Regions from separate parts of the Homo sapiens genome. Here region 1 is linked to region 2. A link is a loop called in an ENCODE intact Hi-C map of the cell type or tissue named here. Cell type or tissue: heart right ventricle. All regions are shown on one strand. Links, peaks and the distances in the headings refer to the core of each region. The heading gives the core; the rest is flanking DNA.

Region 1 (5,382 bases), core at 194-5,193, 59 kb after region 2:
TAAAGCTATAAATCAAATTTCCATGAAAACAGTTATATGTATATAACTGCTATAGAATTTGTGGAGATATATATGTATCTATTATGCTTCTTTTCCCCTTGGTGAGTAAGAAAGGAATAATTTCCTTTGTTGTTGTCATCCCAGAAGTAATTTTTCCATGGTAGTGGTATGTCAGTACCATATCTGTGCTGTATTTGAGATTGACAATAATGTCAATCGATGCTAGCCTATCATATCTACAAACTTATAATTATTAGATTCTGTTTTAAGTGTCTTTCAGAACGCATATACTGTATCAAGTGCTCAGTCAGGCCCTGTAACATTTAATTAGTAATCTCGTGAGGTAGATTTTTTTTTGAGACGGAGTCCTACTCTGTTGCCCGGGCTGGAGTGCAGTGGCGCAATCTCTGTCGCCCGGGCTGGGGTGCAATGGCGCAGTCTCGGCTCACTGCAACCTCTGCCTCCCGGGTTCAAGCGATTCTCCTGCCTCAGCCTCCCAAGTAGCTGGGATTACAGGCACCCGCCACTAGGCCCAGCTAATTTTTTGTATTTTTAGTGGAGACGGGGTTTCGCCATGTTGGCCACGCTGATCTTGATCTCCTGACCTCGTGATTCACCCACCTTGGCCTCCCAAAGTGCTGGAATTACAGGCCTGAGCCACTGCGCCCGGCCATGAAGTAGATTTTATAATCCCCATTTTCTAGATGAAGGACCTAACGTGAAAGAAGATAAATGTCTGGCTGAAGCTTTTGCAGCTCTTCAGTGATGGAGCTGGGATGATAACCTCAGTCAGACACCAAATCTAGTGATCCATGACACAACAGTACCAAGGAAAACTCTTAGAGGGAATTGAATTAAATTATTAATTTCATGAAATATAAACCTTAGAACAACTTAGGTGAAAGGGAATTAAAACAACCAAAGCCTCTAATGACAGTGAAACACATTATTCCTTTATTGTATCAAGTCTTCGATTAAGCCATTTTTGTCCATGAATTCTAGGCCTTCTGTCTGTTGGCATTTATGTTGTTAATCTCTGAATATTTACAAGTCAGCATGAATATATGATGTATAACCTCGTTATTGAGGAGTCTCAACTCTGAGATAGAGGCATGAAATGGTCTTGGTTTTTTCCAGTTATTGTTTCAACTCTGTTATGTTGAACCCCTTCCCCCTTTCCGTCTCTTAATTTCCTATTGAGATGACTCCATAAGTTTCTGGTTATTTTAATATGAGACCTAATATTATTATAATCCCAAACTCGGCTTAAAGTCCTATCTTTTTCCCATTTAAGGGGCAGATCTGTCCTGGCTCTGATTTCCCTTCTCCTCATCCTCATCAAGACCTAGATCCTTATCTGCGGGTCAGGGAACTAGCAAAGGCAGATACTCTCTTGTGTTACTCTGGTTACAGGCGGTAGGGGAAGTGTCCCTGGCTGTACTCCGATTTGATCTAGTTCTGTCTGATGCTATGGACACTTCATTTAAGGTGAATGTGTTTTGAGTGATGAATTGTCTTGGGATAGGCTTACAATTATTTGAGTCCCCTTTGTTGTGAGTACTTTCTCACAGAGAGGCTGTTTAGTTTTCCTTTGGCATTTCCAGCCGTAAAATCCCACACCCCTCACAGGGTGGGGTAGCCTCATGCCTGGCCTGGTGGCTTCTTGTGTAACCCATGGCTTTTGCCTGGCTCTTCCTCTCCATGTGTCATCACATAAGCCAAGAAAGCTACAGAAAATTTCTTCTGTTCTTTGAGGGCCCGGGGAAACTGGAGTGGTGTGGAGTTTGACTCATTTCATTCCTAGGAACAGTACTCTATTTGTCCCTACAAGACCTGTTGGCATGGCTGCTCCAGTGAGGCTCTCATTTCTGGAAGTTTCTAGTCTGGGAGCAGTCACTAGTCTCTGCTTATGAATGCACTCACACTTCTGGGAATGGATTAGGCAGGCTTTCTCTGATGTTATAGGGATCTAATATGCAGGACAGATCAACTCCCAAAATTATGCTTAACCGAACAATGATACTTTATTATCCCATAGTTTCCCTGGGTCAGAAATTCTAAAGAAATGGCTGGGCAGTTCTATTTCAGGGTTTCTCATGAGGTCACAGTTAGATGTCATGTGGAGGTGTAGTCATCTGAAGGTTTTATTGGGGCTGGAGGATCTGCTTCCAAGGTAGCTCACTTCCATGGCTGGCATCCTGGGGCTCACTATGGGCAGAAAGTCTCAGCTCCTCTCCATGCGTGCCTATTAGTAGAGCTGCCTGAGCGTCCTCATGACATGATGCTGGCTTCCTCCCAGAATATGTGAGCCAAGAGACCAAGGCAAAAGCTGCATGTGTTTTGTGACCTCAGCTCATAAGTCACAAACTGTCACTTCTGTCCTGTTCTAGTAGTCACATAGAGTAGCCCTAATTCAGTGTGAAAATGGGCTACACAGATATATGAATACCAACAGGATTCTTGTGGGTCATATTGCAGGCTGGTTACCACAGTGGGCCTTCAGGTTTCTGAAACTTAACTAAATGAAAAACAAAACAGCAGGAAAAAGAAGCCAATCCACCCTTCTTGCATGCAGTCCCAATTTCTAACCAGTGACTCACTGAGAGCCCTCGAATTTACTTGACTTGGGGTGAGGGACACCATCACTTTCTCCTCCTTAGATATACTCTACTACTCTACTATACAATAGTGTACAGTATAGTACACTACACTGTGAGTGGGAGCCAACAACTCATTTCTCTTCTCTTCTTGTTCCTCTCCTTATTAAACTAGAGAGGAAATGTGGAGTTATGGTTGGTGTGTGAGGCCACTACATCTAAGTAATTTTTTTGAAGACGTCTCCAACTTCCATTATAAGACACATGATGGATGTAATATTGGTTACAGTGACAGCTGCTATAACAAATTAACACCAAAATTTGAATGGCATATTCACCTTCAGTTTATAGGTTTCTCACGTAAAGTTTTCTAACTGGGAGGATTGCTCTATATAGTCATTGAGGCTGAGAGAGGCTCTCCCATATTCAATATGAGGTAATGTCTCCTTGACATTGATATACAGCCAGTGAAATGGGGTAAGGCAGAGAGTATGGGAAGTTTGTTATTGTTGTTGTTTGAGATGGAGTCTTGCTCTGTCACCCAGGCTGGAGTGCAGTGGCATGATCTCGGCTCGCTGCAACCTCTGCCTCCCAGGTTGAAGCAATTCTCCTGCCTCAGCCTCCCAAGTAGCTGGAATTACAGGTGCCCACCACCATGTCTGGCTAATTTTTGTATTTTTAGTAGAGACGGGGTTTCACCATGTTGGTCAGGCTGGTCTCGAACTCCTGATCTCGTGATCTGCCCGCCTCGGCCTCCCAAAGTGCTGGGATTACAGGCTTGAGCCACCGTGCCCAGCCAGGAGGTTTTTATAGTAAGCTTGGCCTGAACTTGCACTCATCAGTTCTCAGACCTCTTTGGCTTTGATGATCTGTCTTCCTCTCTGCTACTACCTGTTGGAAATTCATTCAGGCGGGCATACCTTAGATGTAATCACTGCCAACATCACAACAGAGTTGTGCCACCTCAGAAAACTTTGTTTGATAAAAACAACCCAGTCTCTGACTTCCTCTGTTTACCTCACTTACTCTGATTCTGCCTTTCCAAGAACTCTCCCACTAATCTACAGCTGTACCTGTTTTCAGTTCCTCACCATTCTCCTTGTGCCCTCACCTCTCTGTCTACTGGCCTGGATTCCCGTCCCAGCATTATAACCTTCTTGCCACCCCTGTCCCTTCATTGTACATGACTGGGAACCCCCTGAGGCTGGTTAAAACCAACTGTCTACTTGGCGCCACACCTGTATTTGTGCTCTTGAACAATGTCAGTGAAAAAACATGCAACTTTACTCACTGGACTCGTTACAAATTTACAACCAAAAGTGTGAAATGGGTGCTCCACACTGCATAGATGGACTAGAGGACTCACTTTCTTATTGTCTAAGATGTTCATTTCACACCTTCTCCAGTCTCTTCTTAAATGTTTTTAGCTAATGACCTCAATCTATAATTCTTAGAGATAATTGATAAAATTAGTCAATAACTACTTTAACTTCTCATTGCTCATCATGTTACACTGAAAAGTGATTCCTGCCCCTAAAACCAACCGCTTCAGTTTTTTTCTTAGATCCTGTCTTTTGTACCTTCTGAAAGATTCAGTTACCATTATCCCCTTTCTGTCTTGCATCATCAACTTTTTCCTCTCTGCCAGATCATCCCCACTGGCAAATAAACATACTGTAATATAATTCGTCTTAAAATGAAAAACAAATCCCCTTAATTTGGTCCTTCTTTCAAGTGCCACCCCATTTCTTGGCTTTTTTTCACAGAAAAACTACTTGAAAACATTCTTCAAATTCACTAATTCACAAATTCACCCTAAATTTTCCCCTCTCATTTCTTTTTCAGTCTGCTGAAATTGGAATTTGACTCCTACAACTCTACTAAAAGCTTTCAACCAGATCCCCATTGATCTATGTCTTGTCAGTGCCAATAGTTAAGCCCCTCCTATACTCAGCCTCTCAGCAGCCACCCTGGTTACATGTTTCTTCTGAAACATGGTCTTTTCAGGCTTTCTGCAACACAACATCCTCTTGGATTTCCTTCTTCTTGGTCTTCTTTGCTGGCTTCTTTTTCTCTACCATGTTTTACATGTTAGTGCTTCAGCCATACCCTCTCTCCTGATGACCTCATCCAGTTTGAGTTTTTTAAATCACTGATACACAGATATCTCTAAATTGTTCTCGCCAGCTCAGTCTGCAACTAAGGTCCAGACCTTTAAATCTAACTGCCAAACTGGTATCTCTACTAGAATTCGTAACTCTAAACTGACATGCAAAACAGAGCTGTTTGTTTTTGTCAAACGTATCTCCCCCTTGCCCCAAAGCAAGCTTTTCTCTTTTCAGCAAATGGTGCCATCAAAGGCCTACTTTCTTAAGCTAACATCCAAAGAATGTCCTTGAGGTTTGTGAGATTTTTTATTTTTGTCCATTGACAAGTCCTGTTGGTTCAACCTCCAAATTATAGTCCTAATTCAACTCTTTCTTACCAGCTCTGTTGCTGAAACCTAGCCTGCACTGTGTCACCAGTTTGGTCTACTTCAAGAGCCACCTCACTCGTCTCCTCACATCCTCTGTTCTCCTCCTATAGCCCATCCTCCCCACATAGAAGTCAGACTGCTATTTTAAAGATGAGATCATGTTATTTCTCTGCTTAGAATCATCCAATCGCTTTTATTATCATAGGCTTCAAGGTCTACCTGACCAGACCCTGCCTAGTCCTCTAACCCCAGGCCCCTCCTCTCTCCCTCCTTGTTCACTGTGCTTCTGCCACATTGGCCTTCCTTTTG
Region 2 (5,382 bases), core at 133-5,132:
TGGGACATCAACATCTGTTAACGGGACAAACATCTGTTTGGATGCATGGGATGTGAGCCATAACTGTAGGATATTATTTGAGAAAACCAGGTGGTCAAGAAGGTGACAGAAGATGGTAACTTTGACCAATGAATGACAGCTACCATCCCAGACACAGGATCTGTGTAGATAGTGTGCAAATTTTCAAACCACACATGTGTGATACATGGCTCTCAGAATGGAGAGGGTTGACATTTGAGAGAGAGAGAATATTAGACCGTCAAAATACTGACAAGGGGATAATGATTCTTAATAAGAGCATCTCTCTCATCTCCAAGACCATCTTCTTTTCTGTCCACGATTCTAAACTTAATGGTGGCTGAAGAGTTGGAATTGTAAGGGGAACCTAAATGGGGCCTACCTTCCTCTCCACTTCCTTCTAAATGAAATACTGTCTCTTGTTGCTGCTGCCAACTTCCGATGCCACGGGAAGCAGGTCTGTTTTGTGGTCAGATGAGAGAGGGAGGTTGAAACCGACACTTTAAGGGAAGCCTCAGAAGCTGGTGCTCGAGATTTGCTTGCTACCCAATATTATCCTTGCCACAGGATACCATAGGGTTGGGAGAGGGTTTCTCAGAAGTTTGTGGGTAGCGTGTGTATTCTCATTAATTAGGAAATTAAATTGTTCGCTGTAAATTGAAGGGTAAGGAATGTTTTTATTTAAAATTGAGGAAATGAAGTGTGGGAGGGTAGATGATAGCCATGCTTTTTACACCAAATTGCAGTGGTTTACTTGCTTTTGCTTTGAGGGTCATATTAACTTCAGCACCAAAGCTGGTCCCTTGGAATGCCTTTCAGTCCTCCTAAGAATGGATTCATTTTATAAGAGTTCCTGTATGAGCATGATTCTGGGTAATATAAGTCACCTTATTGATTACAAGTTTTCATTCTCTTCCTCCAAACTGCCCGTCTGATTTTCTTTAATATTCTCTCTTACTCCTTGTAGAAACAAACTTAAAACCCAATTGCTTTTGATTTCTAAGCTAAGTTTCCCCAGGCTTACCAGCTTGTTGATAATACATAATAAACTGTAGTATTGCTTTCTACCCACTGGTGTAACTCTGGGCCTCTAGCTATACCTTCAAGCAGTCCTTTCTTATTTTCCTCACTCTAGCTCCCCTTACTGGAGTCCAAATCCCAGGAAGTCAAGTAGGGGTAGTGCCTGAGTGGGAGTGCTATATGGATACTGGTCTCAGCATTCAAAGAACCGGCACCATGTGCTCTGGAAGCCCTTCCAAAGTGCCCGTAGGGTGCCGGGATACCTGCGTTTCTCATTGTGAGGAGGCTGCACCAGGTCACATGTGAGGAGAATGCTTCTCTTCCTCTTTGCAGTTATATTTTGTCTGTTGGGCTCTGGAGAAACATTTCTTGTGCCCGTCAGCAGTTCTTCTTTCTATGGGACTGGTACTATGACCCATACCTGAAGTTGAAAGCAGTCTGTTCTGCCAGTCACAGCCTCTTCCTGGATGTGTCTGCAAAACCATTTCATTATTCTTTTTCAGGAACCTTCCCCCAAACAAACAGAGCAAAAATTTCCAACAACAGAGTTCCTGTTCACTCATTTCTTATGTGTGTGTGAATCCCAATGTAGACTCAAGCTGGATTTCTGTGCATCTAAGAAAGTTACTTCATGCAAGTCTCCCATTAGCCCAACCAACAAAGTTGTGCTGGAAACACTTTCACCCAAATCCCAGGCATCATTGTGGCTAGATGAATGGGTTACCAGGGCTGACTGATAACACATGGTTTGCAGAATGTCATCTAAGGTATTCATTTTGTTAATGTTACAAGGTTTATTAGAGAACCTCTGTGCATCTGCTTAATCTCCAGGGCTTTCACATCAGTTTGGGGGATATAATTGTAACAAGTTCTGTTCATTTTTCTTTGATGAGAGACATGGAGACTTTAACTTCCTAATTGATTTGAAAATTGAAGCCTCAAATACCTTTGGGAAGTAGAAATCATGAAAACCAGAGTAAACCACTTTTCTTTTTTTCTTGATCAAGGGGACATGTGAATTCAGAATTTCTGAAGAATCAAGGTAGAGAGTTTTTTTTTTTTTTTAATAAGACTTGTGGATTGGATTCAAATGAATAAGCATTCATTTCATATAAAGGGAGTAGATATGTCTGTGGCATGAGGATGATGCTCAGAATTGTCTAGTTAGAGACAATTTTGTTTTGTTTTTAAGCTATCTTTACTTTGATATGGGGGAGGGGGCAGTTAAGTACTTTTTAAGGTACTTATGTTCAACACTATGTTCCAATAGTTTTTGGTCAAAACATGAAATGTACCACTGTCATTCTAATATAGCAACATAAATGGAATACTATAAATCTGAAGCCAGTTCTAGAAAGAAAGAGGAGAAAAGGATATTTTTTAAGTCCCATATTTATATGAAGTTCAAAACTGCTTATGGTAGTAGGCAAACAAAATTTCTTTAGTTTATCTATGTGCAGGACCCTTTGAATGGCCAGATGTATTAGTAGCAAATAGTTCAGTATTTGCTATTTGGATGTCTTAGGAAATAGCTTCCAGGTGGGAATCTGTAGAGTTTGGCATTGGGGTGTACAATCTAAAAACTCCTTGTTATTCTAGTTTACCTTTTGTCTTGTATTGACCTGAAGTTCCTAGCTCATTTGATTGGCAAAGGGAGAGATCTGGGATCTGCAGACACCAGGTTCCCCTGTGGACTGTAACCGTCAAGAACACATGTCCTTGCCACAAATCTTTGAGGTACTCATGTAATGGATTTCTGAGTGATAAAATAATACTGCTTAGAAACATTTTCTGAAGGTTTTGAGTCTGTTGTGGAAATACTTACATGAACCACAAAGTACCCTGGCTTTATGCTGTGGTTCATTACCATGAAATTCCATGATGTGGAGTATCACAGGAACCTTACGCTTTGTCTTCTAGTATTTGACAACAGCAGCTCTGCATGAGAAAGCCTAAGCCTCTAAGACAAGCTTGTCCAACATGCGGCCTGCAGACAGTTCGCAGCCTAGATGGCTCTGAATGTGGCCCAACACAAATTTGTAAACTTTCTTAAAATGTGAGGACTTTTTTTTTTTTTTCTCATCAGCTATCTTTAGTGTTAGTGTATTTTATGTGTGGCCCAAGATACTTCTTCAAATGTAGCCCAGGGAAGCCAAAAGATTGGACACCCTTTTTCTAAGATCTAACCCTTCAAATAAGATCTAACCCTTCAAATTGCCAAATTCAAAGTGTATCTAAAAAAGGATTGCCCTTTGCCTGAGAGTTCGCATTTTAAAGCACTCAACATTTTCATTTAGAAATAGTTTCTTTGGACTTTTATAGACATACTCTTTCAAGTTTTTACCTTGGAGACCTCTTCATATAACAATACTTAGAATTTTAAACATGGTTTCACTTTAAGTAATCTCAGCCCAACTCTGTTGAGTGAAATAGATTTGTTTCCTCTCTCAATTGTGTCTGCTGTAATGTAGGATCAGATTATAGGTCAACCCTCAAACCATGGTTATATACTTAAGCCATGGGAAAAACCAACCAACCAACCCCCAAACCTGAGTTACTGAGGCAGTAGGATGCTGTGCTTTGCCATGGTTACCACGGGACTGAATGAAGGGGGATGAACCCAGAAATGAAAACTTAAAAGAAACTGTTTTAATGAAGGGATCTGTCGGGGGGAAGAAGAGGGCTCCCTGCTTCTGGTGAGCAAACACAGCAGCCCTGAGCCTTTACAGCCCTTCGTATTTATTGGGTAGAAAGAGCAGGGAGGAGGAGGTAACGACTGGTCAGCTGCTTGACTGATCACAGGTTCACATTATTGCTAACAGGCTTCAGATGTGTCTATTCACAAGAAACACTTGTGCCTGGGTTGTGACTGCCCTCAGTATTCCTTCTGGACCACAGACTCAGTTTGTCAGTTTGCCAACATCCTGCTTTCATGAGAACAGTTTGCTGTTTACTCATATAGCCTCCAGTGGTATACAGAGCTGATCATGACCCTCACTCTTTTGGCTTGCAACAGTAGGAAGTCATAGTGTCCTCATGAAAACCTACTGGAACTGTTTCCTTCCCTTCTGGGATCTTCTGTTCTTTTTGTCATCCATTCTAATCATTTCTAGGTGTATGTACTATCTCTCCCTTCCATGGGATTAGCAATCCCATCCTAGACATTATTCATAGTAGTGGTAGGATTTTCCAACAGGATGACACTCTTAGGATATTCTCACTTTCTTCTAGAAATGGTAGAAATTTCCCAAACAGTCTTGGGTGGCTGCTTTTCAGAACTGCAGTAGTGATGGGATGTTGGAACAAGGAGCTGGCATAGTAATTCTGAGCATAAATAGGACTGAGGGGAACAGAACTCTCATGTGAACTTCTAGGGAAGTTAAATTCTAGGATGAATTAAATATATTCTTCACTTACAGTTATCCTCTAGTTGGTGCTCATGTGTTTTTAAGAATATGTAACCTCTATTTTTCAAAGAAATGCAACCTGAGAGTATAGAAAATATGTTGATTTAAATTTGATTTTCCAAAGTTCAGACTCTATATTTACACTTGAATAATTGGATGTTAAGAGACTAAAAGGGTTTAGATACATAGGAATATGTATGACAAATGCATAATGATAGCGAAAGTGCTTTCTTTGGTATTCTTGTGTGCCCAAGGTTACCCATAAACCCAATAAAAAAGAAGTGATTTCCTCTACTTGATTTGAAGTAGTCTCTGAATTTCTAAAGACAAAGATTACATTTTATTGATCTCAGAGTTCCCAAAAGAGTCTAGTACAATGGATTAAATATAGTAGCTGTTCCATAAGTTTTTTTGTGTAATTAAGTTCCTGTATAATGAATAATACTTTTATGATTTGAAAGTAGGATAGTACTGATAAAATCTCAAATCCCTTGAGATTTTATTCTGGATTTAGATGGTTCTCAGCCTTATGGTCTGCATAAATAGTAGCCCTTAGCATTGTTCAAGGCATGAGGCCCTGGGTTTAGGGTGTAAGTCAAGTGGACTAGAAATGAGAAAAATTCCCCTTCTTATTTGGTATGTCCTGCTTTTCAAAAATAAGTTAATGATCTTGCCATGCCCTATCATAATTAGTAAGCATGAAATTTAATTTGACATTTCATGTTTGATATGCATAAACTTGCCCCACTATTTTCTATTTCTAGAATGATCTTCCCAACATGCAAATCTGCTCATGTCATTCCCCTGTTTAAAATTCCTCAGTGGCTTCTCGTGAGTTTAAGATATAGATAATATCCTTAGCGCTATTTACAGTGAGTTACACCAACCTTCATCTTTCATTATCCCCAGTCCCCACTTTGTTCTTTAGCCCATCCTG

What was found. A loop is a pair of places that touch in the nucleus more often than their neighbours do. Peaks named below come from ENCODE experiments on the same cell type or tissue, not always from the same donor. Only the 100,000 strongest peaks of a DNase experiment are listed, where the experiment ranks them.
Region 1: a loop joins it to region 2, with 7 times the contacts of the local background. A loop is called at or near these places in 1 of 110 quality-filtered maps.

Annotation. Positions count from the first base shown.
Region 1 is chr7:40,657,162-40,662,543 of GRCh38, forward strand. All of the region lies in intron 12 of SUGCT (succinyl-CoA:glutarate-CoA transferase), which reads left to right. Among named protein-coding and RNA genes, the nearest start is that of SUGCT-AS1, 110 kb to the left of the region's middle. In heart right ventricle, for the core only: no CTCF peak of the experiment used is centred there; a DNase peak (open chromatin) is centred at 2,284.
Region 2 is chr7:40,598,637-40,604,018 of GRCh38, forward strand. The region is part of intron 12 of SUGCT (succinyl-CoA:glutarate-CoA transferase); the gene reads left to right. Among named protein-coding and RNA genes, the nearest start is that of SUGCT-AS1, 54 kb to the left of the region's middle. In heart right ventricle, for the core only: no CTCF peak of the experiment used is centred there; no DNase peak of the experiment used is centred there.